Linked DNA regions of Homo sapiens: all the other regions are linked to region 5. The links are chromatin loops, found by intact Hi-C in ENCODE. Cell type or tissue: endothelial cell of umbilical vein. All regions are shown on one strand. Region 1 overlaps SYNE2 (spectrin repeat containing nuclear envelope protein 2). Region 2 has its middle 54 kb from the start of SYNE2. Region 3 overlaps SYNE2 (spectrin repeat containing nuclear envelope protein 2). Region 4 overlaps SYNE2 (spectrin repeat containing nuclear envelope protein 2). Region 5 holds the start of ESR2 (estrogen receptor 2). Region 6 holds the start of SYNE2 (spectrin repeat containing nuclear envelope protein 2). Region 7 overlaps ESR2 (estrogen receptor 2).

Evidence for each region. Hi-C counts contacts between places; a loop is a spot of excess contacts. Peaks named below come from ENCODE experiments on the same cell type or tissue, not always from the same donor. Only the 100,000 strongest peaks of a DNase experiment are listed, where the experiment ranks them.
Region 1: it touches region 5 in a loop (6-fold over the local background); 8 of 110 quality-filtered maps call a loop at or near these places.
Region 2: a loop joins it to region 5, with 10 times the contacts of the local background. A loop is called at or near these places in 85 of 110 quality-filtered maps.
Region 3: it touches region 5 in a loop (11-fold over the local background); 46 of 110 quality-filtered maps call a loop at or near these places.
Region 4: it touches region 5 in a loop (6-fold over the local background); 40 of 110 quality-filtered maps call a loop at or near these places.
Region 6: a loop joins it to region 5, with 4 times the contacts of the local background. A loop is called at or near these places in 9 of 110 quality-filtered maps.
Region 7: a loop joins it to region 5, with 5 times the contacts of the local background. A loop is called at or near these places in 14 of 110 quality-filtered maps.

What each region holds. Positions count from the first base shown.
Region 1 is chr14:64,059,011-64,063,010 of GRCh38, forward strand. SYNE2 (spectrin repeat containing nuclear envelope protein 2) reads left to right here. Exons shown (of 116, transcript NM_182914.3): 50 at 3,741-3,885. Among named protein-coding and RNA genes, the nearest start is that of MIR548H1, 34 kb to the right of the region's middle. RefSeq lists an enhancer at 1,261-1,856. In endothelial cell of umbilical vein, a CTCF peak has its summit at 1,815; no DNase peak of the experiment used is centred here.
Region 2 is chr14:63,797,382-63,801,381 of GRCh38, forward strand. It overlaps a transcript of SYNE2 not described here. Among named protein-coding and RNA genes, the nearest start is that of SYNE2, 54 kb to the right of the region's middle. In endothelial cell of umbilical vein, a CTCF peak has its summit at 2,403 (motif pointing right); a DNase peak (open chromatin) is centred at 2,440.
Region 3 is chr14:64,135,917-64,139,916 of GRCh38, forward strand. SYNE2 (spectrin repeat containing nuclear envelope protein 2) reads left to right here. Exons shown (of 116, transcript NM_182914.3): 79 at 1,871-2,067. Among named protein-coding and RNA genes, the nearest start is that of MIR548H1, 43 kb to the left of the region's middle. In endothelial cell of umbilical vein, no CTCF peak of the experiment used is centred here; no DNase peak of the experiment used is centred here.
Region 4 is chr14:64,009,304-64,013,303 of GRCh38, forward strand. SYNE2 (spectrin repeat containing nuclear envelope protein 2) reads left to right here. Exons shown (of 116, transcript NM_182914.3): 32 at 663-813. Among named protein-coding and RNA genes, the nearest start is that of MIR548H1, 84 kb to the right of the region's middle. In endothelial cell of umbilical vein, no CTCF peak of the experiment used is centred here; no DNase peak of the experiment used is centred here.
Region 5 is chr14:64,293,203-64,297,202 of GRCh38, forward strand. ESR2 (estrogen receptor 2) reads right to left here and starts at 1,169. Exons shown (of 9, transcript NM_001437.3): 1 at 831-1,169. In endothelial cell of umbilical vein, a CTCF peak has its summit at 1,834 (motif pointing left); DNase peaks (open chromatin) are centred at 1,189, 1,729 and 3,579; H3K4me3 peaks cover 1,063 bases; H3K27ac peaks cover 813 bases; H3K27me3 peaks cover 201 bases.
Region 6 is chr14:63,852,002-63,856,001 of GRCh38, forward strand. It overlaps SYNE2 (spectrin repeat containing nuclear envelope protein 2), which reads left to right and starts at 1,003. Exons shown (of 116, transcript NM_182914.3): 1 at 1,003-1,142. RefSeq lists a silencer at 794-1,773. In endothelial cell of umbilical vein, no CTCF peak of the experiment used is centred here; DNase peaks (open chromatin) are centred at 950 and 2,060; H3K4me3 peaks cover 1,949 bases; H3K27ac peaks cover 933 bases.
Region 7 is chr14:64,230,983-64,234,982 of GRCh38, forward strand. ESR2 (estrogen receptor 2) reads right to left here. Exons shown (of 9, transcript NM_001437.3): 8 at 3,988-4,000; 9 at 1-2,341. The coding sequence ends at 2,155. It overlaps LOC124903328 (a long non-coding RNA gene), which reads left to right. Exons shown (of 2, transcript XR_007064205.1): 2 at 3,880-4,000. Among named protein-coding and RNA genes, the nearest start is that of ESR2, 61 kb to the right of the region's middle. RefSeq lists an enhancer at 1,429-1,498. In endothelial cell of umbilical vein, no CTCF peak of the experiment used is centred here; a DNase peak (open chromatin) is centred at 1,689; H3K27ac peaks cover 1,511 bases.

The DNA.
Region 1 (4,000 bases), 230 kb before region 5:
TTTCTAATTATTTCAATCACGTTGTTAAACGTATCTGATAGGATTTTTAATTCCTTCTCTGTTATCTTGAATTTCTTTGATTTTCCTCAAAACAGCTATTTTGAATTCTCTGTCTGAAAGGTCACATATTTCTCTCTCTGAAATTGGTTCCTGGTGACTTATTTAGTTTGTTTGGTGAAGTCATGTTTTCATGGATGGTCTTGATGCTTGTGGATGTTTGTCAGTGTCTGGGCATTGAAGTGTCAGGTATTTATTTAAGTCACAATCTGGGATTGCTTGTACCTGTCCTTCTTGGGCAGGCTTTCCAGGTATTCTAAGAGACTTGAGTGTTGCGATCTAAGTTTTTGGTCGCGGTAGTCATATCTGCTTACAGGATACCCCAAGCCTAATAATGTTGTGGTTTTTGCAGAGTCATAGAGCTACCACCTTGGTGGTCTTGTATAAGATCTGGAGTAATTCTCTGGATTAAGAGGCAGAGACTCTTGTTGTTTTCCCTCACTTTCTCCCAAACAAACAGAATCTCTGTGTTGAGCTGCCTAGAGCTGGGGTAGGGGTGACACAAGCACCCTTGTGGCAACCACTACAGAGAGTGTACTGAATCAGACCTGAAGTCAGCACAGCATCAGCACTGGGCCTTGCCCAAGGCCCTCTGTAAACAGTATCTGGCTATTGCCTACGTTTGCTCAAGGCCCTTGGGCTCTACAATCAACAGGAGATGAAGCCAGCCAGGCTTGTGTCCTTCCCTTAAGGGTGGCGAGTTGCCCCGCACCTAGGTGAGTTCAGATATGCTGTCTGGGAGCCATTGCCTAGAGTTGGAAACCTTAGGAATCTACCTGGTGCTGTGTGCTACTGTGGCTGAGCTGGCACCCAAACCACAAGACAGAGTCCTTCACATCTTGTCTCCCCTTTCCCCATGTCCACCACCACTACAGGCCCACAGAAAGTACTGCCAGGGTACTACTCATGTTCACTAAAGGCTCAAGGGGTCTTCAGTCGGCTTGTGGTGAATGCTGCCAGGCCTGAGACTCACCATTCAGGACAGTGGGCTCGCTCCTCTGGCCCAGGGTGGGTCCAGAGATACTGTACAAGAGCTAATACCTAGACGCCAAGAGCTCACTTAGTACTCTTCCCCACTGTGGCTTAGCTGGTACCTAAGCTCAAGACAGTCTCCTTTACTCTTTCCTCTGCTTTCTGAAGCAGAAATGGCCTCTCCTGGTAGCCACCACAGCTGTGAATGTGCTGAGTCCCACCTGAAGCCAGCATGTCTCAGTCTCACCCAAGGCCCACAGTGTGTACTACCTGGTTGCCACTGTTGATTATTCAGGGCCCTAGGGCTCTTTAGTCAGCAGGCAATGAATCCTGCCAGGGCTGGGTCCTTCCCTTCGAGGAAGTGGGTTCCCTTCTGGCCCAGGGTGTGTCTGGAAATGTCACCTAGGAGCTAGGGCCTGGAATGGGGGCCTCATGACTCTGCCCAGTACCCAGTCCTACTTAGCTGGTATCCAAGTTGCAAGGCAAAGTCCTCTTTACTCTTCCCTCCCCTCTCCTCAAGTAGAAAGAAGGGGTCTCTTTTGGAACTGTGAGCTGTGGTTCATGAGGTTGGAGGAGGGGTAATTCCAAGGACTCCCTTAGCTGCCTTGGCTGGTGTCTCACTTGGTCACATGCCCCAACAAGTCCACTGGCTCTGATTGTAGCACAGCACTAGGACTTACCTAGGAGTTGCAGTCTCTGTGGTCTCGACAACCTTTCAAGTTTATTTAGAACCCCAGAGTACTTTAGCCCAAGGTGGCGAGGCTTGCTGCAATTCTAGTTTCAACCACTGGGATGGGCAGTTGCCCTCTGGCTAGGGCTAGTCTAAATGCTTCATGGGTGCTGGCTGAGTTTTGTCCTATGTTGGCAGCACTGCATTCCAATGCAAAGCTCCCCAGTTGCTGCGCTTTCCCTCCCCCACGTGCACGGATTCTTTCTCCCTGCCATGCTGCTGCTGCTGGGGGATGGGTGAGGAGTGGCATCAGCAATTCAAGACTGCCTTTTTTATCCTCTTCCATGCCTCTTTCAGAGATATGAACTAAAAACTAGTTACTGTGATTGCTCTCGTAATTTTTGGTTTTTATGAAGTTGCTTTTGTATGGAGATAGGTGTCAAATTCGGTGTTCCTGTGGGGAGGATGATCAGTAGAGGCTTCTATTCAGCCATCTTGCTCCTCCTGCATACCTCACTTCATTTTTTCAAACCCATCATTATGACTCTGAGGTTTATTCATGTTCTTAGTAAAATTTATTTACTTAGCTATTGATGGACATTTGGATTGCTCCCAGTTTTTGCATTCAGAAACAGTGCTACTTGGGAAAATTTTTAAGTGTAATAACTTCCCTTGGGTAAATATCTAGGAGTGTGATCATTCAGAACAAAAGGTTATGTACATCTTACATTTTTAATGCCAAATGATTTTGCCAATTTCCACTCAAACCAGCAGCATATAAGTATTCCAATTGTCCCATATCCTTGCCAACATTTGATATTGTGAGACTCAATTTTTGCCAATCTGATGAGTAAGAAGAGGTATTTCATCGTGGTTTTAATTTGCACTTCTGTTACTGCTAATTAGTTTGATCTCTTTTTTTGAATGCTTATTGGTCATTCATGTTTTCTCTTCTGTAAAATGCTTATTTAAGCCTTAACCCAATTTTATTGGTGGTTTTTTCTTACTGATTTCTAGGAATTCTATATTTTAGAGAGTGGTCCTTTATAGTTATATGTGTTACAAATATTCTTGCAGAGGGAGTTTTCTATTAGACACCCATCCTGGGATTGGCTCCCAGCTTTATGGTCTGTCCCCCACCTTTCAGTAGGAATCAAAGAAAATTGAAACTCAAGTGCCCTCAAGGCAAAAAACTGGTCCTACAACTTTGCCTATTTCTGTATATTTCCATTTTACAGTTTGACTCCCTAATTCCTTGTCAATTTATTCATGCGTTTTAAGAGTTGTTTTTTAAGAATAATTTGATATAGAGTTTTTAGTTACATTCAATGGGGGATTTAGGCTGTGTCTGTTTTTGTATGCATAATTTTAGTGTTTTAAAATATATATGCTATATATAAAATATCAAATATCCAGCTTTATTTTAAAATTTTATAACAGTTCTTTTCTTGATTGTAACAAATACTTTCTAAAAGTAATGTAATTACTCTATAATATTGTATACGATGAATTGTTTTAATTTCTTAATCATACCTTTGTTAGATAAGGGTATTCCAATGTGTGATGTTTTAATTAATAGTCTAGTGAGTAAAGATGTTTTACTGTGCAAAAGATTTAGGATAAGCTCTATATGTTTAGGATACAGTTCTTAAGGTAAATTGCAGAAGCTGCATTAATGGGTCAAAGATGGGAATAGTTTTAAGACTAAGTGGTTTTCCACAAGAATTGTACCAATTTACAGCTCATCAGTGTGTTTGAGAATGCAGTTTTCATTTTACTGAAGTGAACTTTAAAAAAAAAAAATCTTCATTTTAGAGGACGGCCCTTGCTTCCTTTTCAAGTTTGCATTTAAACCCATATGCAGGTCCCTTTGGGAATAAAAACTTCTTGGAAAACATTTTAAAATGCATTGCCTAGCAAAAACGAAAGTTGTCATATCTTTTCTTAAAAATTAAGTGTGGAATATTTATTCTGGGAAATTTTGAATTTATTGTGTTAAATAAAATTTAATACCACTTTTTTTCTAACTGTGACTCACTAGGTATCTTGAGAATTACAAATGCTATAGAAAAATGGAAGAGGATATTTACACTAACCTCAGCAAAATGGAGACAGTTCTTGGACAGTCCATGTCCTCGTTGCCACTGTCTTACAGAGAAGCTTTAGAGCGCTTGGAACAGAGCAAGGTAATAGTATTGGCAATTAGCCAGTAAGTCTGTGTGCAAAAAATTGCAGAACAAACTGGCAGAGGCAGCAGAGAATGTGGTCCTGTTAAGACGCGTAGAAATCTTCACAGTGAGT
Region 2 (4,000 bases), 500 kb before region 5:
CTCAGTCTCAAAAAAATAATAATAATAATTGAGATTTGGTCTCTGACTCTGCTACTTAACCATTTGATGTTGACAAGTTATTCAACTTGTTTGGAGCCTAATTTCTTATCTATAAAAACAGATGCAACCTGCTCACTGCAACCTCCACCTCTTGGGTTCAAGCAATTCTCCTGTCTCAGCCTTCTGAGTAGCTGGGATTACAGGCATGCGCCACCACACCCGGCTAATTTTTGTATTTTCAGTAGAGACGGGGTTTCGCCATGTTGGCCAGCCTGGTCTCGAACTCCTGACCACAAGTGATCCACCCGCCTTGGCCTCCCAAAGCGATGGGATTACAGGTGTGAGCCACCACGCCCAGCCAGATGTAATAATTTCTACACATCAGGATTGTATGTGTGAAACACAGTATGAATTAATGCATGCAAAATCTTAGCACAATACCTTGCTCATAGTAGACACTGAAGAAGTGAGAGATTTTTCTAGCCATCAGGATTCTTCTAAACATTAGAACCAGTCATGTATTCCACAGAGGGACAGGGCAATTTGCTAGGACTTCTTAGCAAAACTAAACTTGAAAAAGAACAAAGAACAATTCAGAACTTATTCAGTGGCTAGATATATTCAATATATTTGTTTTATTTGATCTAGGTTAGCATATTAAACACCTCTTTTCTTGCATCTATATTTTTTGAGGCAAGGTCTTGCTCTGTCACCCAGGATAAAGTGCAGCTCACTGCAGCCTCCATCTCCTGGGCTCAAGCAGTCATCCCATCTCAGCCTCCTAAGTATCTGTGACTATGGGTGCACACCACCACGCTCAGCTGTTTTTTTGGTTGTTTGTTTTTTCAACTAGAGATAAGGTCTCACTATGTTGCCCAGGATCGTCTCAAACTCCTAAACTCAAACAATCTTCCCACCCTGTCCTCCCAAAGTGCAAGAATTACAGGTGTGACCCTCTGCATCTAGCTTTCTTGCATACGTCTTATCTAGAAACCTTAACTTGTTTTTTTTTTTTTCTTTTTTTTTTTTGAGACAGTATTTCTCTCCTGTCTCCCAGGCTGGAATGCAGTGGTATGGTCTCGGCTCACTACAACCTCCGCCTCCTAGGCTCAAGCAACCCTCCTGCCTCAGCCTCTCGAGTAGCTAGTACTACAGGCATGTACCACCATACCCAGCTAATTTTTGTATTTTTAGTAGACACGGGGTTTCACCATGTTGGCCAGCCTAGTCTCAAACTCCTGACCTCAAGTGATCCACCTGCCTTGGTCTCCCAAAGTGCTGAGATTACAGGCATGAGCCACCACGCCTGGCCTGAAAACCTTACTTTAATCTCCTTCTCCTATTTTCTGGACTCTACCCTGGGGTCTAAGAGATATTATTTCACTATTATCTCCAAGCATGTTTAAGAGGTATGATTAGAGCAACACCCATCTGTATGGCTACTGTCAAAACAATTCATGAGAGTTCTAATGGAGGGAAAAAAGGTGGGTAGGAACAGGCCTTGTTCGCTTGTCCAAATGGGTTCTGTGGATGCCAGAGATGACCCGATATCCTGCTGAACAACTCTTCATGGGTCCCAGGGTCCTGCTCACACAAGTCACCAAGAACATTTTCTAAATATAGATGCTGGAAACCTTTTCTATCAATGGCACTGACCTGTATTTAGGAAACAAACACTTAAAGGACAAATGTGCTTTGTTTTGTTTTGTTTTTATGAGACAGACTTTCGCTCTGTCATCCAGCCTGGAGTGCAGTGGCGCAATCTCTGCTCACTGCAACCTCCACCTCCCGGGTTCAAGCAATTCTTCTGTCTCAGCCTCCCAAGTAGCTGGGATTACAGGCATGCACCACCATGCCTGGCTAATTTTCGTATTTTTAGTAGAGACGGGGTTTTGCCATGTTGGCCAGGCTGATCTTGAACTCCTGACCTCAAGTGATCTGCCCGCCTAAGTCTCTCAAAGTGCTGGGATTACAGGCATGAGCCACAGCACCCTGCCAATAAATGTTTTAAAACTTTTTTTTTTTTTTTTTTGGCCGGGCGCGGTGGCTCATGCCTATAATCCCAGCACTTTGGGAGGCTGAGGCAAGTGGATCACGAGGTCAGATCGAGACCATCCTGGGCAACACAGTGAAACCCCGTCTCTACTAAAAAAACAAAACAAAACAAAAAAATTTAGCCGGGCGTGGTGGCGGGCGCCTGTAGTCCCAGCTACTCTGGAGGTTGAGGCAGGAGAATGGCGTGAACCTGGGAGGCAGAGCTGGCAGTGAGCCACTGCACTCCAGCCTGGGCGACAGAGAGAGACTCTGTCTCAAAAACAAACAAACAAAAAAGACTTTTTGTTTTTCTAATTGACAAAAACAAAAATGTTTCGTTTATTTGGTAAATTACTCAAGTATTTCTTCCAGTAGATGTCAGTGTCGCACTTGAAAAATGAACTTTCACTTTTATAATATGAAAGTTAAATTCTTTTAGCCCTGGGATGGCATCTTTCTTTCGCTCTAATAGAAGATACTGCCAGATGATCCAGACTGATCTTATCCTCAGATAATTTCCTTCAACGGGACATCAGGAAGGAATTTGTTGTACAGAATTGAAGATTTGGCAAGAAGATCTAGACGCATCCAAAGTCTCCTAGAGAATGACACTTTTAAAATAAGAACTCTAGTTAAAAAACAAACAAACAAAAACTCTTAATTTTCCTGTTAGCCTGTTCATTTGAGGTTCTTTTGGTGAGCCCTTTAACTCTGTGACCTGTGTTATGTTTCCATCCTAGAACAAGCTTTCTTCTGAGGATGAAAGGCAATTAGTCTCTGATTTTCTTACAGAAAGTATAATAATAGGTTTTTTGGTTTTTTTTTTGAGACGGAGTCTCCTTCTGTTGCCCAGGCTGGAGTACAGTGGTGCTCCAGCTCACTGCAACCTCTGCCTCCCACGTTCAAGTGATTCTTCAGCCTCAGCCTCCTGAGTAGCTGGAATTACAGGCATCTGCCACCCAAAGTGGTGGGATCACAGGTGTGAGCCTCCCAAAGAGCTGGGATCTTTTGTATTTTTAGTACAGATGGGGTTTCTCTCTAATTTTGTATTTTAGTAGAGACTAGGTTTCACCATGTCTGCCAGGCTAGTCTCAAAACTCCTGACCTCAACTGATCCGCCTGCCTTGGCCTCTGAAAGTGCTGGGATTATAGGCATGAGCCACCGCACCCAGCCATAATAATACTTCAGTTCAAAAACTAGAATGTTTTGTAGCCATAAAAAAGAAAAAGATCATGTATTTTGTGGGAACATGGATGGAGCTGGAGGCCATTATTCCTAGCAAACTAATGCAGGAACAGAAAACCAAATACCACATTTTCTCACTTGTAAGTGGGAGCTAAATGATGAGAACTTATGAACACAAAGAAGGAAGCAGACACTGTGATCTACTTGAGGGTGGAATCTGGGAGGAGGGAGAGGAGCAGAAAAGATAAGCATTGGGTACTGGGCTTAATACCCGAGTGATGAAACAATCTGTACAACAAACCCCTGTGACATGAGTTTACCTATGTAACAAACCTTCACAGGGACCCCCAAACCTAAAAAGTTAAAAAATAAAATAAATGATAATGTTAAACATTTCTCTATTCAAGGAATTATGAAGATAAGTAAGCATATTCTTTTTCTTTCCCTGTTGTATTTATTAACAAAATAGAAATAAAAATCTCTTTAGAAAATTGTTTTTGAGCTCTATGCCTGAAGTTATATGGAAGTATAACAGATGGGAGCACAGTGGGATTCTTGCAGAGTGCCTGCCAGATATGACACATGCTACACAGAGAGCAGAAAGGGTTTCTTAATGCAGAGTCAAAAGGTTACTCATAAAAAAGACAACAAATACGGTGCAGTGTATACTGCTTGGGTGATGGGTGCACCAGATTCTCACAAATCTCCACTAAAGAACTTACTCATGTAACCAAATACCACCTGTACCCCAATAACTTACGGAGAAATAAAATTTAAAAA
Region 3 (4,000 bases), 160 kb before region 5:
GCCTTTGAAGTCAACAAACCTGTGTTCAAATGCTGGCTCAGCCTAGTTACTCGTGCACAGACTGTATCCCATGCATACAATCGGTGAATTAGGCTGGGCGTGGTGGCTCATGCCTGTAATCCTAGCACCTTAGGAGGCCGAGGTGGGTGGATAACCTGAGGTCAGGAGTTTGAGACCAGCCTAGCCAATATGGTAAAACCCCATCTCTACTAAAAATACAAAAATTAGCTGGGTGTGGTGGCACGTGCCTATAATCCCAGCTACTTGGGAGACTTAGGCAGGAGAATCGCTGGAACCCGGGAGTCGGAGGCTGCAGTGAGCTGAGATAGCGCCACTGTACTCCAGCCTGGGTGACAGAGCGAGACTTCATCTCAAAAAAAAAAAAAAAAAAAAAAAATTGGGGGGTGAATTAAGACTTTTCAGAGATGTTTTAAAGGTGAAGAATCTAGCACTTCACTTAGAAAATTAGACTGATTTTTTTTTCTTTTAATACAGATGCTCAGACACGGGGGGGAGGGGATTACAAATGGGAGTGGTGGAAAGGGCTATGGACGTGGAATTTTTTGGTAATGATTTAAAAGGCTTAACTTAATTTGAAAATAGCAAACCTTCTGTTTTGTTAATAATTTATTTTTTAAGATTAAACAGGTGTCAGGATAAATGGCATTAGCTGAATCCAGCTGTGTTAGATAATTACCTTTAGACAGACTTCTCTTCAAAGAATTTCATTTTTCTTTCCGTGAAGTTGGATTAATGATACGCTGTTTTAATTTATTTTTCTAAAGTTTTCTTCCTTTCTCTCTACTGAATCTTTATATTCAGTAGAAGACCCTGGAAATGAATTTTTCTGCCTAGTATTCGCATCTCATGGATAATAGAGAAATACTATTTTATTTATCCTCTTCATATCTAAGTCACCATCTGAAGTGCTTTCGGGGGCAGAATAGAAATAAGGAAACCCTACTGGCTCTGCAATCAGAGGGGTGGTGGGGACTGAGCCAAGGGAAAAGGAGAGGGAGTAGGCTCTCCTAGAGCCAGCAGCTGCTGCTCAGTTACAGCCGCCCTTTGCCACATGAGATGCAGACCAACAATTGCTAGGTCTTCCAGTTTTCCCACAGACACTGGCAATCCTGATTATTAGGTAAGATTTCCTGATTTTTCAAACTGATCTTAAGGTCACACAAAACCTATCTGTGAGCTCAGCATGGCCTAATGACTGCCAGCTTGTTTTTTGTTTGTATGCAATAAGTCTATAAAGTTGATTTGGGTTGGTTGGTTGGTTTGTTTTGTTTTGTTTTGTTTTGACACAGTCTCGCTCTGTCGCTCAGGCTGGAGTGCAGTGGCACAATCTCAGCTCACTGCAGCCTCTACCTCCTGGGTTCCAGCAATTCTCCTGCCTCAGCCTCCTGGCTAGCTGGGATTACAGGTGTGCGCCACCAAGTCCCGCCTCAGCCTCCCAAGTAGCTGGGATTACAGGCATGCGCCACCACACCTAGCTAATTTTTTGTATTTTTAGTAGAGAGGAGGTTTCACCATGTTGGTCAGCCTGGTCTCGAACTGCAGACCTCAGGTGATCTGCCTGCCTCAGCCTCCCAAAGTGCTGGGATTACAGGTATGAGCCACTGCATCCAGCCAGTAAGTCTACAAAGTTGAATCTGTGCTCTAGAAATGCAAGATTGGACACCTATCATGAAAGGTAACCAATAAACCATTAATCATGCATCCAGTCAGACTATATAGTCTTGAATGTTGGGAAAGTGTTACTGTTTTATCAGTGGACACAAATGTCAGTTTTAAATGCAGTATTTGTGAATAGCTTGGCAGACTTTATTTTCTAAATAATTCATTCTATGACTTTACTTTTTATTAGCAAATAAAAAGAAACATTGGTGGAAAACACGCCCGGCTTTACCAAACTCTGAACGAAGGCAAACAGTTGGTGGCGTCTGTGAGCTGTCCTGAATTAGAGGGCCAGATCGCAAAACTGGAAGAGCAGTGGTTGTCCCTGAACAAGAAAATTGACCATGAGCTCCACAGGCTGCAAGCTCTTCTCAAGCATCTGCTCAGGTCAGCCTTTTTGGGGGTGGATTGGCTTCATATTGTGCTGTGAAGAAAGACCTCGGGGATTCTGTAGTCAACTAAATTTTACCTGCAACCCACCTTATGCTGTTTTTTCTTGGGCAGTCTAAAGCAGTTGGGTCCCTCTTCTGGGCTAAACGCGATGTAGAATCTCTGATGGTTTGCTAGACACAGTATAACATGTAATCAGTTTGCTGTGATCGTTTTTTCTTTTCTTTTCTTTTCTTTTCTTTTTTGTTTTTAAGGAGGCAAGGTCTTGCACTGTCACCCAGGCTGGAGTGCATGGAGTGCAGCAGCACTATCATAGCTCACTGCAACCTTGAACTCCTGGACTCAAGCGATCCTCCTGCCTCAGCCTCCCAAGTTGGTGTGACTACAGGCATAGGCCACCGTGCATGGCTAATTTTATAAAATTTTTTGTAGAGATGGGGTCTCACATTGTTGCCCAGGGTGGTCTCAAGCTCCTAGCCTCAAGCAGTCCTCCTGCCTCAGCTTCCCAAAGTGCTGGGATTACAGGTGTAAGCCACTGCACCCAGCTAGTTTACACATTTCTATAGAAGCTAGGAATTATGTTATAAAATAATATATAGGTTACCTTTATACCATGATATTGCTCTTTCCAAAAGTTTTAAAATTAAAAAAATTAAATGATTTTAGCTAACAGAATAGTTTGAAATAGGCTTTTGAGTTCTTTGGAGAATTTGTTGTGCTTAGTTGGTATAATCTTGAACCGTGTGAGGAAGGAGGAGAACATAGAACATTTAAACATCATTCTCATCCCTGCATCTTAATCTAAGGCAGTTTAAAAGTTACAAGAAGGGCAGAATATTGTTTGAATATTTTCACTACCTCGGGCAAATACGTTGGGTGTTCAGCCAGCAGCAGTTTGTTGTTATACAGCTTATACAAATGCTGGTTGTGTGTGTGTGTGTGTGTGTGTGTGTATGTATGGTGTGTGTGTGTGTGTGTGTGTGTGTGTGTGTGTATGTAATTTTATTTATTTTTTGAGACAGGGTCTCACTGTGTCACCCAGGCTGGAGTGCAGTGGCGTGATCGTGGCTCACTGCAGCCTTGACCTCCTGGGCTCAAGTAATCTTCCCACCTCAGCCTCCCAAGTACCTGGAACCACAGCACATGCCACCACGCCCTGCTAATTTTTGTATTTTTTGTAGAAATGGGGTTTTTCCATGTTGCCCAGGCTGGTCTCAAATTCCTGGGCTCAAGCCATCCTCCCACCTTGTTACCCCAAAGTGCTGGGATTACAGAAGTGAGCCACTGTGCCTGACCTATATTTTTAATATAAACAAATTTATAGAAGACATTTGATGGATAAAAATCTCTGTTCCTTCATTGGGTATACTTTTGTGTAGCTGTAATAAGAAATAAAGAATGCTTTAGACTTCCTCATTATTATTATTATTTTTTTTTTTATTTGAGACAGAGTCTTGCTCTGTCGCCCAGGCTGGAGTACAGTGGCGCAATCTCGGCTCACTGCAACCTCCACCTCTTGGGTTCAGGCGATTCTCCTGCCTCAGCCTCCTGAGTAGCTGGGACTACAGGCGCCTGCCACCATGCCTGGGTATTTTCTGTATTTTTTAGTAGAGACAGGGTTTTACCATGTTTTTCAGGCTGGTCTCGAACTCCTGACCTCAGGCAATCCACCTTTTTCGGCCTCCCAAAGTGCTGGGATTACAGGCATGAGCCACCACATCTGGCCTAAAATCCTCACTGTTCTTGCTGAGCTGTAATGAAGAGAGTCCTAGAAAATGCCAGGAGCATCATGGTATAAAACATGATATAATCCTTATTAACGTCATGATATTCTGAATGTTAGGACTGATCAACATAGGAGGACATACAATAAAATAAGAAAATTTGCTGGTGATGCATATCATTATCAGAATATGTTTCTAATCTGCCT
Region 4 (4,000 bases), 280 kb before region 5:
GGCAGGTGGATCACCTGAGGTCAGGAGTTCACGACCAGCCCGGCCAACATGATGAAACCCCTTCTCTACTAAAAATACAAAAATTAGCCAGGCATGGTGGCACTTGCCTGTAATCCTAGCTACTTGGGAGGCTGAAGCAGGAGAATTGCTTGAATCCAGGAGGCGGACGTTGCAGTGAGCCAGGATCACACCACTGCACTCTAGCTTGGGTGACAGAGCTAGACTCTGTCTCAAAAAAAAAAAAAAAAAAAAAAAAGAGAATAGATATATAAACACCCTGTGACTTGCTGAATTAATATTGAAATAATCTGCCAGAGTTATGTTAAAGGGGCTCTGTTTTCTGAGATGTCTTTTGGTTAATGATGAAATTGAGATGCTGATTCCTTAGGGTGATGAATCTTGTGTTTCTTTCTAGACCTTACATCTGGTAACTTTTTAATGTTCACCTAGTGACAGTACTAATCTAGAGATTATGCCATCTATTTGCCAGATATATTGATGTGCCATCATTCTTAGGTTAAATTGGTAAAAAGTATTAAGAACCACATCAAGAGGAAAAGTCCTTTACACCTTATTCATCATTTATGTGGGATACTTGCAAAGAGAAAGAACGGTTTTGCTATTTTTGGACATTTAGCTATTGTATATTTTTCTATTCTTAGTCTTGAACAATGTGGGAGAGTTTTGGAGCTCTTAAAACAATATCAGAATTTTAAAAGCATCTTGACAACTTTGATTCAAAAAGAAGAGAGTGTCATCTCCCTGCAGGCTTCGTACATGGGAAAGGAGAACCTGAAGAAAAGGATAGCAGAGGTGAGTCCAGGTTCCATTAGAAAAAACTGCCCAGTGACCTCACTGACAGGCCTGGTAGTAAAGAGATATTATAGATTAAGTCTTTTTTGAAACTTCGTTTAAAAGAAGTTACTAGTGACCCTATTTTACCAGGTATCTAAAAATTTGTTGTATTCATCACCAGGGCTGGAAAAAAGAAACAGTCACCAAGTTGATGGTGGGTCACTTCTGTTTGGGTTTTGATGCTGGGGCTGTGTTTCTGCTCACCCCTGCTGCCACCTCTGTGAGGTTGTAACAGCCTTTGCACTGACTTTCTGTTTACAAGGAACCTGACCCTTCATTGCAGGCTTGACAGAAGGAAGACGGTGGGAAAATCCTCTCTGTTGTTAGTAGAGTGAGGAAAAATTAGCTTTTATTTACTGATTTTCTGTGAAGATGTGCAAGCTTATTACCACTTTGCTCCATCTATGTTTATATTCTAAGAAGAGTAATATTTTTGGACACTAGGTGTCATTATTTTCTATGGTTTTATGTGGTTATCAACCAGAGTGGCAGAAGAATGGAATAGTTAGAAAAGAATATACTATACTGCACTATATGACTCTACACCAGAAAGTTTCTTTCTTCCCTCCCCTCCCCTCTCTGTGATTCTCCTGCCTCAGCCTTTCAAGTAGCTGGGAATACAGGTGCGCAACAACACGCCCAGCTAATTTTTGTATTTTTAGTAGAGACAGGGTTTCGCCGTGTTGGCCAGGCTGGTCTCAAACTCCTAACCTGAGGTGATCTGCCTGCCTCTGCTTCCCAAATTGCTGGGTTTATAGGCATGAGTCACCACGCCTGGCCTTTTTCTATTGATTTTACGAGTACTAAGCTAAAGTGCTGTCAGGGTGTTAAAAGTATGTGAAATGTAGTTTGCTTGATATACTTGGAGGTTGGAAAGCAATTTTATTAAACTTTCCAGTTGTCAAGAGCAGCATCAGTGAAAGCTTAAATAGGACAATTTAGTCCTTATCTAGAACTATTAACCCTGAAGCTCAAATGACACCCAGAGTGTCAGGAATGGCCCTTGTCTGGGACCCACTTTCTCAGACTTAGTTTCTTAGAGCTGGCCAGTCGGAAGCAGCCCTGTTTAGATACCAGCTGTACAGTATGTGACTGTGTAGCTGATTTCTTGTCAGACTTAATCAAAGTTGTCAAGACCATGAGCAGATAGTCACAGTTGCTTAGATGTAACCTGTCTGGTTCCCTCTGGTGGAGGCAGCTTTTGGATTTGGCTCATCTTGGGATCTAGAAGGGTCCTGTCCTCTTTCAGTAGATTTAAAGAGCTCTGGTTTCCTAGGTTCTTAGAGAATCCAGCATGTTCAGCCTTACCAGATCCTCTCGGGCTTGTGTCCCAGTTCGCATAGCCACCCTTCTGCCGTGTCCCCGATAGCAGTCTCCTACCTTGTACTCTTGTTTTAGGATCAAAGTCTCTGCCTTATTCAACAGACCTTGAGACCCTTCCTTGTATGCTGCCCAGATATCTAGTCCCTCTTGACTTGCAGCTTTTCTTGTTCATGCAAATCCTCCTCACTTCTGGCACCTTTCCTTAGCCCTGTTTTGATAAGTGTCAGTTATGATGCCCCATGCTGCGTGTGGCCTGTCTGCTGCTCTTCCCACTACCCCATAACTGTATAACCTTATAACTATAAACTATACTTTCTAGATAAGTTACTTATCTGACTAATAAACTTCTTCTTGTCACCTCCAGGGAGCTGACTCCATTCCTGGGTGAGTCTCCCTAATCGGAATCTAGGCCCAGGTCTTGGTCTTTCTGCCATCGTTAGCTCCTCTGTGGCTATCATAACTGGACCTCACCTCTGTCCTCAGCTGTATTTGGCAGCCCCAAGTCCAGAGCCTCCCCAGAAAGTCAATCTCTGTGGGTATGGAGGGATTCCATTCAATCGGGTGGAGGAGGGCCTGAGAGTCTAAATATGTTTCTCTTAAAAAATGTCATCCAGTCTTTCTGTTTGTGGCTGTGTTTCTGCCTTAATGATTACCTTGAAGTCATTTCTAGCCTTTTGAGTTTCTATGGCACAAATGGCCTTGCTTCTTATTGGCTTCTCTGCACCCTCCCCGCTACCTCGTCTCCTCCTAGACCAAGGTTTCAGCTTTAGTTTTGGTGAGTCAGTTACCACTCATTTTTCAGCTTTCCAGCTTCCCAACTTCTCACCTTCTACCTGAGAGTATTCTTATCCTCTATTCTCTGTGTGCTTGTTGGTTTGTACCATTTTAAATTCTTTTCTGTTATTAAAGTAGCATGTGGGGAGAAAACAGAGACAAACATATATATTTAATCCACCATGTTAAACTTGTTATTTAACTGTTTCAATCACTGCGTAAAACTGCCTGCCCTGAAGACATATTTGAAGTGTGTATATAGTAGAAATAAAAATTAATTAAAACTCTGCTTTGTCTGTACTCCTTACTCAACTGCAAAAGGTATTTTTAAAATTAATAAAATAATTATAACTACCTTTAAGAAGCAACAGTCCCAGCTTTCCTTATTTTATTAAAATGAGAATTGTACCTCTAGTATATGGGTACTTCATATGTTTCTTGAAATAATCTATTATTTTGTATGAAAGATATAGAAGTTTTAATACACTATTGTTTAATTCTTTGGTCAGGTTTTTAAAAAACTGTCTAAAAAAGCAGATTTTAGTACTAATTGTTAACATAACTTTCAGTTAATTTTGTGATGACATAGGTACTATCTTCACAAACAGTCCATTTCTGTAGCATGGATCTTTATCCTGCTTTGCAGCAGTGCCTGGAATATGATACCACTGAGAACTTTTGTCCTTCAAAACTGTAGTAACCTGGATGTTTATCTAGGATATGGTGACAAAGTTCTACTCTCTTTAATGAAAGACAGAAGTGCAAAAAGTTAGACTAGAAGGCTGGAATGTCAGGAGACTATTAAAGTTTGGAAATATCAAAGTGGGCCTAGTTCCCTTTATTTTACTCCTTCCATTCGCTGTAAAACAAAACCCATAGTTCTGCCAATGCTAAAAGTATACTCTCTTTTCTCATCATCCGGTGGAAGCTTGTGCTAGTTTAACAAGAAAGTTCTTTGCAGGCAAAAAAATTTAGTTTGTTCAAATAAATGAAGTATATCAATTAAATGAAAATTTTTAAATTTAATTGAACAAACATTTTTGCTTAA
Region 5 (4,000 bases):
TTTCCTTTCACATGTTCACTTTTTAAATTACAAACATGTTTCCCCTCACTAGACACCGAGTTACGAAACTTAGAGCAAAAGTAAAACTTTCTAATGGAATGCCCATGTAAATACTAGAAATATAACAAAATAAGGCAAAGTCTGTCCTCCAAAATGTTGCCTACCACACCAAAACACAATCCTGCTTTTTAAACAGCGAGTAAAATTAAATCAACCTTATCTTCCTAAATAGAAGTCCACTCAAAGTTTTTTCACAAAAATGACATTCACTTGACTTAATATTGTCCTTCCAATAAGAATAACACGCAGGGTGTTAGAGGGCAGTTGTTGGACTCCTCTTCAGCAAATAAAGGAGACCAGTTAGAGCTTAGCTTGGTCTGCCCAGGAAAGGAGGAACGCAGCTTGCTGACATGGCTAAGGAATGCCAATTAATACATTTTAAAACCCCTATCATCTTGCCTGAGACGTGTACATCTTCCCAGGCCCTCAAAGTTCAATCAGAAAGTGTATTCAACTCCATTGTCATTTCACCCATAGTGGGGAAGTCCATCGAGGAAAACCATAGGGAAATAAAATGTTTTTCAGTTATTCATATTAGCACAATCAACCCAGAGCTCACGGCACAAACTAAATAAGTTAACTTGCCAGTGTCTTGAATGAAGACATTTAATCAAAGCATGCATTTTCCAACTTTCCAGTAGCTTTCAGGACAGTTGGTTTTGGTGATCGTTTTTTGGTCTTTTATTGTTCTCAACACGACTGGTTTCTCACCGCAGGATTTCAAACAAAATGAGACAATTAAACCACACCTCGAGCGAAGGGGCGCTTACCTTGCAGATAAACACACCGGCCTTGCCTTCTCTAAAATGCGGACACGTGCTTTTCCCGCATTAGGGGGGGTCTCCCGGCGCGCGCCCCGCCGCCACCTGTTGAGGAAAGCGAGCGCACCTCCTGCAGCTCAGGCTCCGGGCGCCAGCCCTGCCCCGCAGCCCCAGAGCCCGTCGCAGCTCGGGTGGTCCCTCCCCGGCCCAGCGCTCGCCGCCTGCTCTTCGCCCTGCAAGTTTCAAGAGGCAGTTATTTCTCGCAGCCTCCGCGCTTGCAACTGCCTCCTGGCGGGGGAGTGGGTGTCCAAAAAGCCAGCAGCTGGAGAAACTGAAAAGATCACAAGCGACTTAACGATAAGCCCCTTCTTCCTTTTAAAGACCGAGAGGAGGGTAGAGGGGAGTAGTGCCTGAGCCCACGTGACCGAGCCAGGGAGCCCGACGGTCTCAGGAACGCCCGACGCCGCGCGTGACCTCTAAGTGGGAGCACCCTCGAACCGACTCCTGGTCCACCCACAAGGATAGTGGCGCACAGATGGCGCTCCCCGCAGCCCCAGTCTCAGATTTAAGAGGTCTGGAGTAGGGCCTGAGAATATGCATTTCCAACCAGGTCCTGGGGGATGCCGACACTGATACAGCCAGTCTGGGGACCACACTTCGAGGATCACGTCCTCAGCCCCTGACTCACATAAGTGTCATTCAGAACAGATGTCTGATTCTAAGGAGCCAGTGGTGAAACCAGAGAGGCTTTGGGTTTGTCAAATCCCCAGCAGCAAACGTAACCTCGGGCCCTGGAGTGGCAAAGCCGTGGACTAGAGGTGGAGGGAGTGGGTTCTCAGCTCTCAAGAGGTCACTGGGAAGGCCTTTCGCGTTAGATCAAAGATCCCAGGTACTTCCTCGAACTCACTTGAAGTGGCACCGGGGAGACCTGTGCCTCCGGCCACGGCGCCCTTCTCCGCTGGAGGCACCTGCCCACCCCTCTTCTCGGGCGAAGGCCCCTCGCGCCCCCTGGTGGCAGCCCCAGTTCCCCCAGCTTAATGGGGTGTTCCCCTCACCCACCCCAGCAGGAGCCCCAGGGTGCGAGACTAGGACCACAGTCTTAACTGGCTTTAAGGCAGCTGTTGCTGATGAAAATGAAAAGGAAAGTAGCATGTGACCCACAGGCCATTGTGAGAACCCCCCAGTGTCACATCTGTGCCTAATTAATCATCAAACCATCTACTCAGGTGGCATAAGGGACATGGTTTTTGAGGGTTGTGATCCAGATCTCTAATAGAGGAAGACGAGGGGGGGCATTTGGAGGGAAAGTTTTACAGTACCAGCCTCAGCTGTTTGGTGTTTAGCCAAAATAGAGAGACGCAAGTGTGCTCTGGGTTGATAAAGATGAGGTCCACAGGTAATGAAGACAGGCTCCAAAGATGGAGAAGCATCTGCTTCATCAGCTAAACAATAGCTGTGAAAAGTCTCCACTGCCCCACCCTAAGTCCAATTTTCATTAAAGCTGAGAGTCCTGGTTTCTCTCAGGTTGAAAGGCAGAGTCTCCCTGTCCTTGAGGCAGAGAAGTTAGTTTGGACGGGAAGAGTGTGTCGCTGGCAAATAACTGCAGCAGACAACATGCCAATCTCAGCCTCCCTGTCTCCTGTCCTGGGGTCTCTCAAAGTACCCAGTCCCCATATGCTCTTCCTCCTTGCCACCTTATGGAGAAAATGTTAAATGATGGTTTAAAAAAATCAGCTTCATGGCCAGGCATGGTGGCTCACACCTATAATCTCAGCACTTTGGGAGGCCGAGGCAGGTGGATCACGAGGTCAGGAGTTTGAGACCAGCCTGACCAACATGGTGAAACCTCGTCTCTACTAAAAATACAAAAATTGGCTGGACGTGGTGGCACATGCCAGTAATCCCAGCTACTCAGGAGGCTGAGGCAGGAGAATCGCTTGAACATGGGAGGCGGAGGTTGCAGTGAGCCAAGATCGCGCCACTGCATTCCAGCCTGGGCGACAGAGCGAGACTCTGTCTCAAAAAAAAAAAAAAAAAAAAAAATCAGCTTCATTTGGTGGTATATACTTGTTAACAAGATATCTCTGGAAATGGAAACCGTCATGAAGGAATTTCAACCATAAGCCAACAGGCAGAAAAAGATAGGTGAGGGTGAAGAAAATGCATCTATCAATATTAACATCATACCTGACGCTGTGCTAAGCACCTGCACAGCATCTCATTTAATCCTCACACCAGCTCAGTGAGATATTGACTCCACTTTTCCAGTGAGGAAATTGAGGCTCACAGAGCTTCTGTCAGCTACCTGAAGCCACCTAGTGAGAAAGGAACCCAGTAACAACAGTGGCTTCATAGACAGCTACCGCTTATTGGACATTTATGCCCCGCTTTCTCTCAATAATTCTTATTTTATACGCAAGCCTATAAGGCAAATTCTATTACCCCCATTTTATACTTGAGAAAATGAATGTTCAGGAAGGTTAAACAACCTCCCTATGGTCACATGACCTATCAGTGGCTAAGAAGGACTTGAATCCAGGAGAGAGGCCAAGGACCCATTTACCTCCATACCATGCCTCCAATCAATCAGAATGAAAATGGCTTGACTCTCTGCTCTATGCAGAACACTGCAGACAAACTTCTGCCACCTGTGTGCCAAGCTTCTGCTCTGTGTTCACTGTGATGCTTCCTTCAGAAGGCATTCTACACACAGGAACAGCATGTTCTCTTTTCAGAGCAGCTCAAACACCCACAGAAGCTGTTTATTATACAAGGAAACCTCACTGCAGGAAATAATAAGCAGAAAATGAATGGGAGTGAGTAAGTTTCCTTCTGACTCACCCTGTCCATCAAGAAAGACAATGGTACCCAGAGATGGAAACTTTGCCTGGTTTAATGCAGAGTGGAGAGGATGATTATTCCAATTCTACCTGAATTGTGACCACAATGATGAAGGGATTATTCTTGAGGCAGTTCATACCAATGGCTAGACCAAAAAGCCCCCTGAAGCCTGGTATTGAGAACGATGCCTGCTATATAAGTGAGCAGGGTCCCAGCCTCATTTCCACCTCACCCCTGACCTGCCTAAGGAAGCACCCACATATGACATTGAAAGGACTGCCTGTCTCCAAAATATCCTACAATGGGGATTGAAATTGTCACCATTAAGTCATCTTTTG
Region 6 (4,000 bases), 440 kb before region 5:
GGATGAAATGGGGGGGGGGGGTTGAGGCTGGAGGATATCTTGAGACCAGGAGGTAGAGGCTGCAGTGAGTTTAGATCGCGCCACTGTACTCCAGCCTGGGCGACAGAGTGAGACCCTGTCTAAAAAATGAAAAAGTTAAATTTGATTGTGATAGAAACTCAATAGAGAAATATTGAAAATCCGCTGCTTTTTAATGTAATAATAGTGAGGTGCGCCTTTTATTTGGAACTTCAAGTGCCTTAGTAATACGGTAATCACAGCGCTAGAGGTAAGTGGGTGTCAAGTGGCATCATCCTGGGTCCAAAGGGACTGATTATGGGCTGGAAAATCAAACTGGCACCTGCAAGACGCAGTTCCAAGGATGCAGTTCGCAGTGAGTTTTCAGACCTGGATGATGTATGTCAGGTCGGACGACTGAGACAGCTCTCCACTTCCCCTCATCCAAGGGGAAGGAGGAACCCAGTTATCTGCATTAACAAACGCCTCCCCTTCTCTCCAGGTGACCCCAAGATCCGGACCACACTACGAAATACGGATCCAGATTTTAAAGGCCTTCGAATCCAAAGTCCTCGTTTTACAAAGAGCCCGCGGGGTGAAATGACTTGCTCATGGTCTGGTAGCTAATCGCAGATCTGCTCTCTAACTCCTACTTCCAAGACCCAGGAATCTACGGGTGTTGGAGAAGACCCCTCCTGAAATCCTCCAGAAGAGCTTTTTGAGGGAGCTTGTGGCTCCTGTTCACCCAGCCCCGGGTAAGAAAAGGGTCGCGAACCTGCATTGCGAGGTGGTCTCTCCCTCACACCACCTCTGATGTCCCAAAAGACGGGGAGAAAGTTGCCCGCCCCGGGCTGCGGCGGGGCCTGCTGCTCCGCCCCGGCGCTGGCGGGCGCGCTCTACACTGGCCGCCGAGGGGCGAGCGCGGGACCCGGAGGCGGGCGGCGGGCGGGGAAGGCGCGGGGCGTGGTTTGCCGCTTTCCGAGCGCCAAGGAGCGGAGCGCGCTCAGCTGCGCCCAGAGCCTTCGGCCGGACCTGAAAAAGCGAGAGGGAGAGCGAGCAAAAGGCGCGATCCAGAGAGCCAGGCAAGCGGGGCGCCGACCTCGGGCGGCCCCGGCCCGCGCCCTTGCCCCTCGGCCGGGCGGACGGTGGGTGAGCGCGGCCGCGGGGCCCCAGCACCCCGGTGCGCCCCGGAGAGAGTGGGAGGGAGGGGAAGGGGCGGGGGCGAGAGAGGGAAAGGTCTCTGAGCCGGGGGCGGGGGCGGCGGGAGACGGGAACCGACCCGATGCCGGGGTCCGAGCCGGGCCACAGGAAACTTTGCTCGGGTGGGGAGAGCGGGGTGCGCGGAGGGCGCCGTAAACTTGTCAGCGGGCGGGGCGCTCCGGGGATTGGAGCGAGCGCCAGCGGGTGGCGTTTGTCTCTCTGGGTTCTTTGTGTCACCTCCGGGCCCCAGCCCGCCGGTCCGCCCGGCTCGGGCAGGCGCTGCGCGGGAGGCTGTGCCCGGGTGCCCCGGCCGCCCCCTCCCGGGCCCAGGCCCCGGCCCTCGGGGGCCGCTGATTGTTTTCATTCCTCGCGTCACGCCTGGGCGGGAAAGATTTTGAACGCCGCGTGAGCTGGAAGGCGGACAGCCGCGGCGCAGAGATTGCAGGATCGTGAGCGGTGCGGTGCTCGCCCCGGGGACCCGGGAACCCGCGGGTCGGGGCGCACCGGGGCTGGAGAGGGCGCGGGGACGGGCGGCCCGGGCACTGGAGGGGCGGCGGCGGGTGCGGCAGCCTAGCGCCTCCGCGGGGGCGGGGGGGCGCTCCGACGGCCGGGATTATAATTCCATTTTGATTGCTTGGGGTCTTTGTTGTCTGAAATTGCCTTTAGGGTCTGACGGTGGCACCTTCTCCTCCTTAGGTTATTTTTCTTCTGTTGAAAAGGGCGGGGCGGGGGCTGTGTATGGAATCAGTGCTGCTGGGAACATTAGCGCCTTATTTGATTGAGGCTGAGAAGTCCTGTGTAGCATTCGCGTTTGTGGAAGCCTGCTGTTTCCGAAAGTTATTTCCCCCTCCCTCCGTGAAAGGGAGCGTCTGAGCTGGACGCCGCAGGCACGGTTGTGTACAAGCACCAGCAAGTCGGAGCCAACCCGTGAGGGTTCTTTCAAGCCGCTCCACACTTGGCATCACTTTTTTTTTTTTTTTTGAGTTTGTTTTATTTGAAGCAACTTTTGTGTGCTTTTCTAGAAGTCCGAAGGCTTCGTTGCAGATACTATTTGGCTATGCTAGGATGGGTTCGATCATTTTTAGAGTTGGGGAATACAATTAAACCATGCCGGGCTACACCTGGCCTTCTCACCACTCCAGTACCTGCCACTGAGACATCGTAAACATGTTCAGAGGAGAGTGTTCAGCTTTTATGGGATGAATATTTGGTGTGTTTTCATGCTTTAATGCATGACTCCTTCTCCAAGTTGTCTTTCTGGAAAGCTGTGGAGACTCTTAAGGGCTTTTCCTGAGATAATTACTGAACGGCTTTAGCCCGGCCAGCCCCCTGGGGCGGTGGGAACAGGTGTAATCCTCATTAAGTTTTTTCGTGGTGAAGAATGGAGATGTCAAAATAAGTAAAAAGTGGAAATGTTTAGGTCTTTGTCCACATGTTTGAATTAACAAAGCTTATCTGAATTTTTAAAAAATCAAACTCAAACCACTTTTGGTCAGCTAGCCTTAAAATTGTTTGAAAAATCATGTGAATAAATTTACCTAATTAGAAATTTTTTAGCATTTCAGTGGATTCGTGTTAATTGTGTTGTAGGATATTACAGAATGTTTAGAGAACTGAGTCACAATGAGGTTATTCTGAGTAGTGCTCTCACTAGCATAAGGTGAGAGTTAATGTAAAATTTAAAAACTGAATGAATCACATTTTAATAAGGGAACGGGTGAAAAGCAATTGGTTCATTTTTCATTATTATATTTTTCATTACTTATATGTTTTAAATATATATTTTCAATAATTTCACAAAGTTATTTATTCATTTACTCAAACTCCTACATATACCAGCCACTGTGCTGGCTTCTGGAGATCTGAATAATAATAGTTACTCCTTATAGAATGCTTATTTTATACCAGTAGATATTTTACATAGATTACCTTTTTACCTTTTTCATCTATAAGTATTTATTGAGTACCTACAATGTATTGTGCTGGGTGTTGGGGCGATAGTGGTGCACAAGACAGTCGTGATTCCTGCCCTTATCTAGGTGGGGAATCTAGGCAGGAAATAAAATATATTGCTAAACTAATAGCAGCTTTTGAAAGGTAAATCATATCACATCATTCTTCTGTTCAAAACCCTCCATTGGCTTCCTATGTCTCTCTGAGTGAATGGCAAAGACCTGACAGTGGCTCCCAGAACAACCTCTTTTGGCTTCCCTGCCTCTCCATGCTGTGACTTTCCTATCTTATCTGTTGCTCTCCTCCCTACTCGAGTGTCTACAGCCAAACCAGCTTTCTTGCTGCATGAGGGCCTTTGGACTTGTTGTGCGCTGCCTGGAATGACCCCCTGTCCCTAGCTCCCATATCTCTAATGGCTCTTGTTGATCTGACCCCCTTCACTTCTTTACTTGATGTTATTTTGTCAGTGAGCCTTCACTAACCTCCAAATTTAAAATCACAGCCATCCTCGCGACTCCCATTCCTCCTTTCATAAGTTGTTATTTTTCCTCCGTAGCACTTATGGCTATATCATATGTTGCTTGTTTATTGTCTGTCTTTTTCGGGAGATTTTATATCCTTCAGAACTGTATCACAGCTGTTTTATTCACTGTTACACCTTCAGAATCTGGAACGGTAACTGGCGTATAGCAGGTCCTCAATAACTTGAATGAGTGTTGAGTGGAAAGAAGGGTATAACAGAGTGCTGGGACATGGAATAACCAAGGCCTCCTAGAATACTGGTGAGAAGGCCTCTAGGTGGAAGTGACATTTAACTGAGACTTGAAGATGAGAAGGAGCTAGCCATGTT
Region 7 (4,000 bases), 62 kb before region 5:
CTCAGGTGATCCTCCCACCTCAGCCTCCCAGGTAGCTGGAACTACAGGCCTGCACCACCACGCCTGGCTAATTTTTGTATCTTTTGTAGGACAGGGTTTCCATGTTGCCCAGCCTGGAGTCAAACTCATGGGCTCAAGTGGTTCGCCCACCTCGGCCTCCCAAAGTGCTGGGATTACAGGCGTGAGCCACCACATCTGGCCTTGTTTTGGTTTTTTATGTTTTTGTTACCTGGTAATCTCTTTTAAAAATACATTTAATAGAATTTCACTGGCAGATAATGAGTTGCTGAAGGCTGCCTTCTTTGCCTCTTACTTCCTACTCTCCAGCTTCCAAACCCCTCTATTGGGAGTGGGGGATTCTAGGCTGACCAGGAGGAAAGAAGCTGACACTAACACTGGTTCCCTGGTTCCTATGAAACCAAGCTTATCCTGCCTGTACTAAATCTTACTAAAGCTGTAACTGAGTCTCTAAGAATAACTTCAGACTGCCTCAGAACACAGACATCAGTGTGTTCTCTAGGTACTTGTCCAAGCATTTCTGAAACAGCTAAGCTCAACTTATAGTAAAATTGCACCAATATCAAAATTATGGATTATTCGAGGTCTTACTAGCAAAAACCAGTCTTGGTAACACTGAATGCAGTCTTCCTAATGACTTAGTAAATACAGGATGTGCTACCCAAAGTGAACATATTTTCAAAAAGAAAATATATTTAATATCATATCACAAGGTAATTGTTTAAAACGTTACTGCAATAATGAAACATGATTATTTAATTGCTGGCTTCCATAGTATGCTGTTACTCATTTTACATATTCACCGTGTATCCAAAACTGGAAATTTCACATCTTTTAAAAGGTGAGTTAAAGTTGTCATTTCAGAGGTGCCCTTCTTCATGTCCTATTTATGTTCCACTTGGAATAAGAACTAATATTTTTACTGTTTCTTTTTCACCCTGCCCACCATATAAATTTTCCAATAAGAAAATATTTTTAAAAGAGCTCTCAAGTGTAAAAGAATTCTTTCTTGCTATAAATAATTATCCCTAAATATTTCTCTTTAAGGAGAGTTCACAAACTGGGTCTTGTTCAAGGGGCGTACTCATCAAGGCTATACAGTGTGGCCCCAGAGCTGACACACTGGGGTGCATAGCTACTCATCCATCCATAAAACAGCACACTGCACACATCCACAGCCCAAAGTATCCCTGACTACTTGTGGTGACTGATGGGGCAATTGTGGCTGCTACTTATGAGGTTGTACAAGATGGAAACTGCATCCACATTGCCCCAGGGAAACACTGTGGCTGTCACCCACACCCACAGGAGAGAACCCCATTCCTGCAAACACGGCCTTTCTCCAGCACCCACGCTGGCCCCATGGGACAACAGGTTTAAGGAAGAGCAGCTCCAGAAGCAGCGAGATTTGTATCTCCCACAGTCCTGCATGAAAATGATCACACGCTCATACACACATACCCCAAATTATTGGCAGGCTCTGTGAATACAAATCGAGAGGGACAAATCTGTGTGCAGCTGGCAGCAAGGTCAGGGAGAGAACATGACTCACATCCCAGCTTAACCACAGTCCCTCTGGCCTTTGACAGAATAAGCATCATATGATATGATCAGTCCCCACAGGCCTGGGAGGTAAGTACGCAATTGCCACAGGGGTTTTCAATCTTACAATGGAGTGGTCCGGAAAACAGCAAAGGTCAACTCTCAGAGGGAAGGGTAGTGTGTGCCACACAAGAAGGGTTAGCCCACTTCTGTAAGCGTGTCACTTCCTCTCCCCTTTCTGATTCGCAGCCCTTCCAAGTCAGATTTCCACCATTCATTCCAAAACCTTTAAGATGTTTCACAAAGGGGAGGAAGGAAGAAGGAAAGTAAGAAAGACCACACTGAGATCCTATGAGGCCATTGAGTGTGGAAACGCTGCATTCAAATGTGCCCTCTGCTAACAAGGGAAACTATGGCTTCCTCACACCGACTCCTGAGAGTTGGGAAGGTGGAGGGAAGGATGGTACATGACCAAGCCTGCCATCACCAAATGAGGGACCACACAGCAGAAAGATGAAGCCCAGGCTCCTGACACACTGGAGTTCACGCTTCAGCCTGTGACCTCTGTGGGCCAGTTCACCTCAGGGCCAGGCGTCACTGAGACTGTGGGTTCTGGGAGCCCTCTTTGCTTTTACTGTCCTCTGCCGGGCTGCACTCGGACCCCGTGATGGAGGACTTGCACCCGCGAAGCACGTGGGCATTCAGCATCTCCAGCAGCAGGTCATACACTGGGACCACATTTTTGCACTTCATGTTGAGCAGATGTTCCATGCCCTTGTTACTATGGGGACAAAAAGGTGCTGAGATTCCCTCCTCCGAGGCAGCCACAGGAACCCCGAAGCCTTCCCCGGCTCTCTTTGCTCAGAGCCAGTCTACCCCACCCCTAAACCCACTCTTCCCCCAGCCCATTTATCCATGGCTCGTGCATCCAGCTCCCCCTGATAATTTAGGCTCAAGGGCAAGGACGATGTCTTGTCAGCCTCTGTGTCCCACCACACACCTACAATGGCCTGACACATAGGACAATCAATCCTCATTGTTTGCGGTAATTATGTTCCGTAAAGTCACTGTGAACACTGAATCCTCACTCATAGGGGAAATACAGGGTTAGGTTCCTGCAAGCCTCTGGCCACATCTTCATCAGCTGATCAATACAAAACCTTGTTTTATGTGTGTTTCTTTCTAAAGATGCCTTATGTGATAAATACCATTGACTCATTAACATTGAACTCATGGCCAGCAGCACTATAACTCACACCCGAGCAAAGCTTAACACATACTTTCTCCATAAGGCACATCACAGCTTTTTCACACCGAGGAACACTAGACAGGTCTTCAGCACCACACCAGGGGGGCATTTTAAACAGTGAAGTCACCAAAAGCACAAAAATGTAAAACCATGGCACTAAGTAGACCAAGTAAAGGACACTTGTTGACAGTATGAGAGCAGCTGCTTGTTCCATCTCAGCTGGGACTGTACATAAAGGGCAACTCAAAATTTCTGCCACTCTGTTCATGACCTCAAAAACACCACAAATATTGATTTTGGGGTTACAAATAAATTTTAGCAAGCAGATAAATTCACAATGAAGGAATCTACAAACACAGGATCTGTTCTGCAAATGGCTATGTGCTGAGCAATCATTAAAGGGGAAAGGCAGAGGTCTTCATCTCACTTAAGATTCTCGAGGTGTATATTGTCCTTCTCCACAGCCTCTAGACTTGCCTCCTCAGTGACCAGTTAATTACCTTCCACCCTCCCCTCCCCTCCTCCAGCTCCAGGGCAAGGCTACCCTCATCGTGGGTGACACCAAGCACTGAGCATCATTGTACCAACAGTAGCCACCACTGCACACCCTCTTCATCAGCACACACAATTACGTTTCCTGATCAGAAACATGCCCTACCTACAGCCCTGCCTTCCTAAATCTGCTGGGTCCACCACTTCTCTTAAGTCTTATCCTTAATTTCCTGATGCCACCGAAAGAACAACTCTTAGGGAAGCATTTGTGCACTTCTTCGCATCACCAGCTCGAGGGGCCATCTAGGGGAGCGGGTCTTAGCCTCTCCACAAAAAGTGGCCTCAGGGCCTCAGCCCTGGGTGGTGTAAACAGGGGTGGCAGTTCGTGTTAGGGGAGGAACTGCCCCTTTTAGGACTCCATAAACAGGCTATAAACCCCAGCAATTGAAAAACCCATGAGCCACCACTGGCTGCCATGCAGAGCCTGTAAGATACCACATGACATTCCTTCCATGCCCACTCTGTGCCCATCTTTGCTTACAGGTGTGTGAACTGACAAATTCCCCATTCCCTTTCAGGCATTCATTTTCCTTAACTTGCAGACACTTTTCCCAAATCACTTCACCCTCCGTGGAGCACATAATCCCATCCCAAGCCCAAGCAGAGCAGCTCCTTAGGGCGCGTACCTCGCATGCCTGA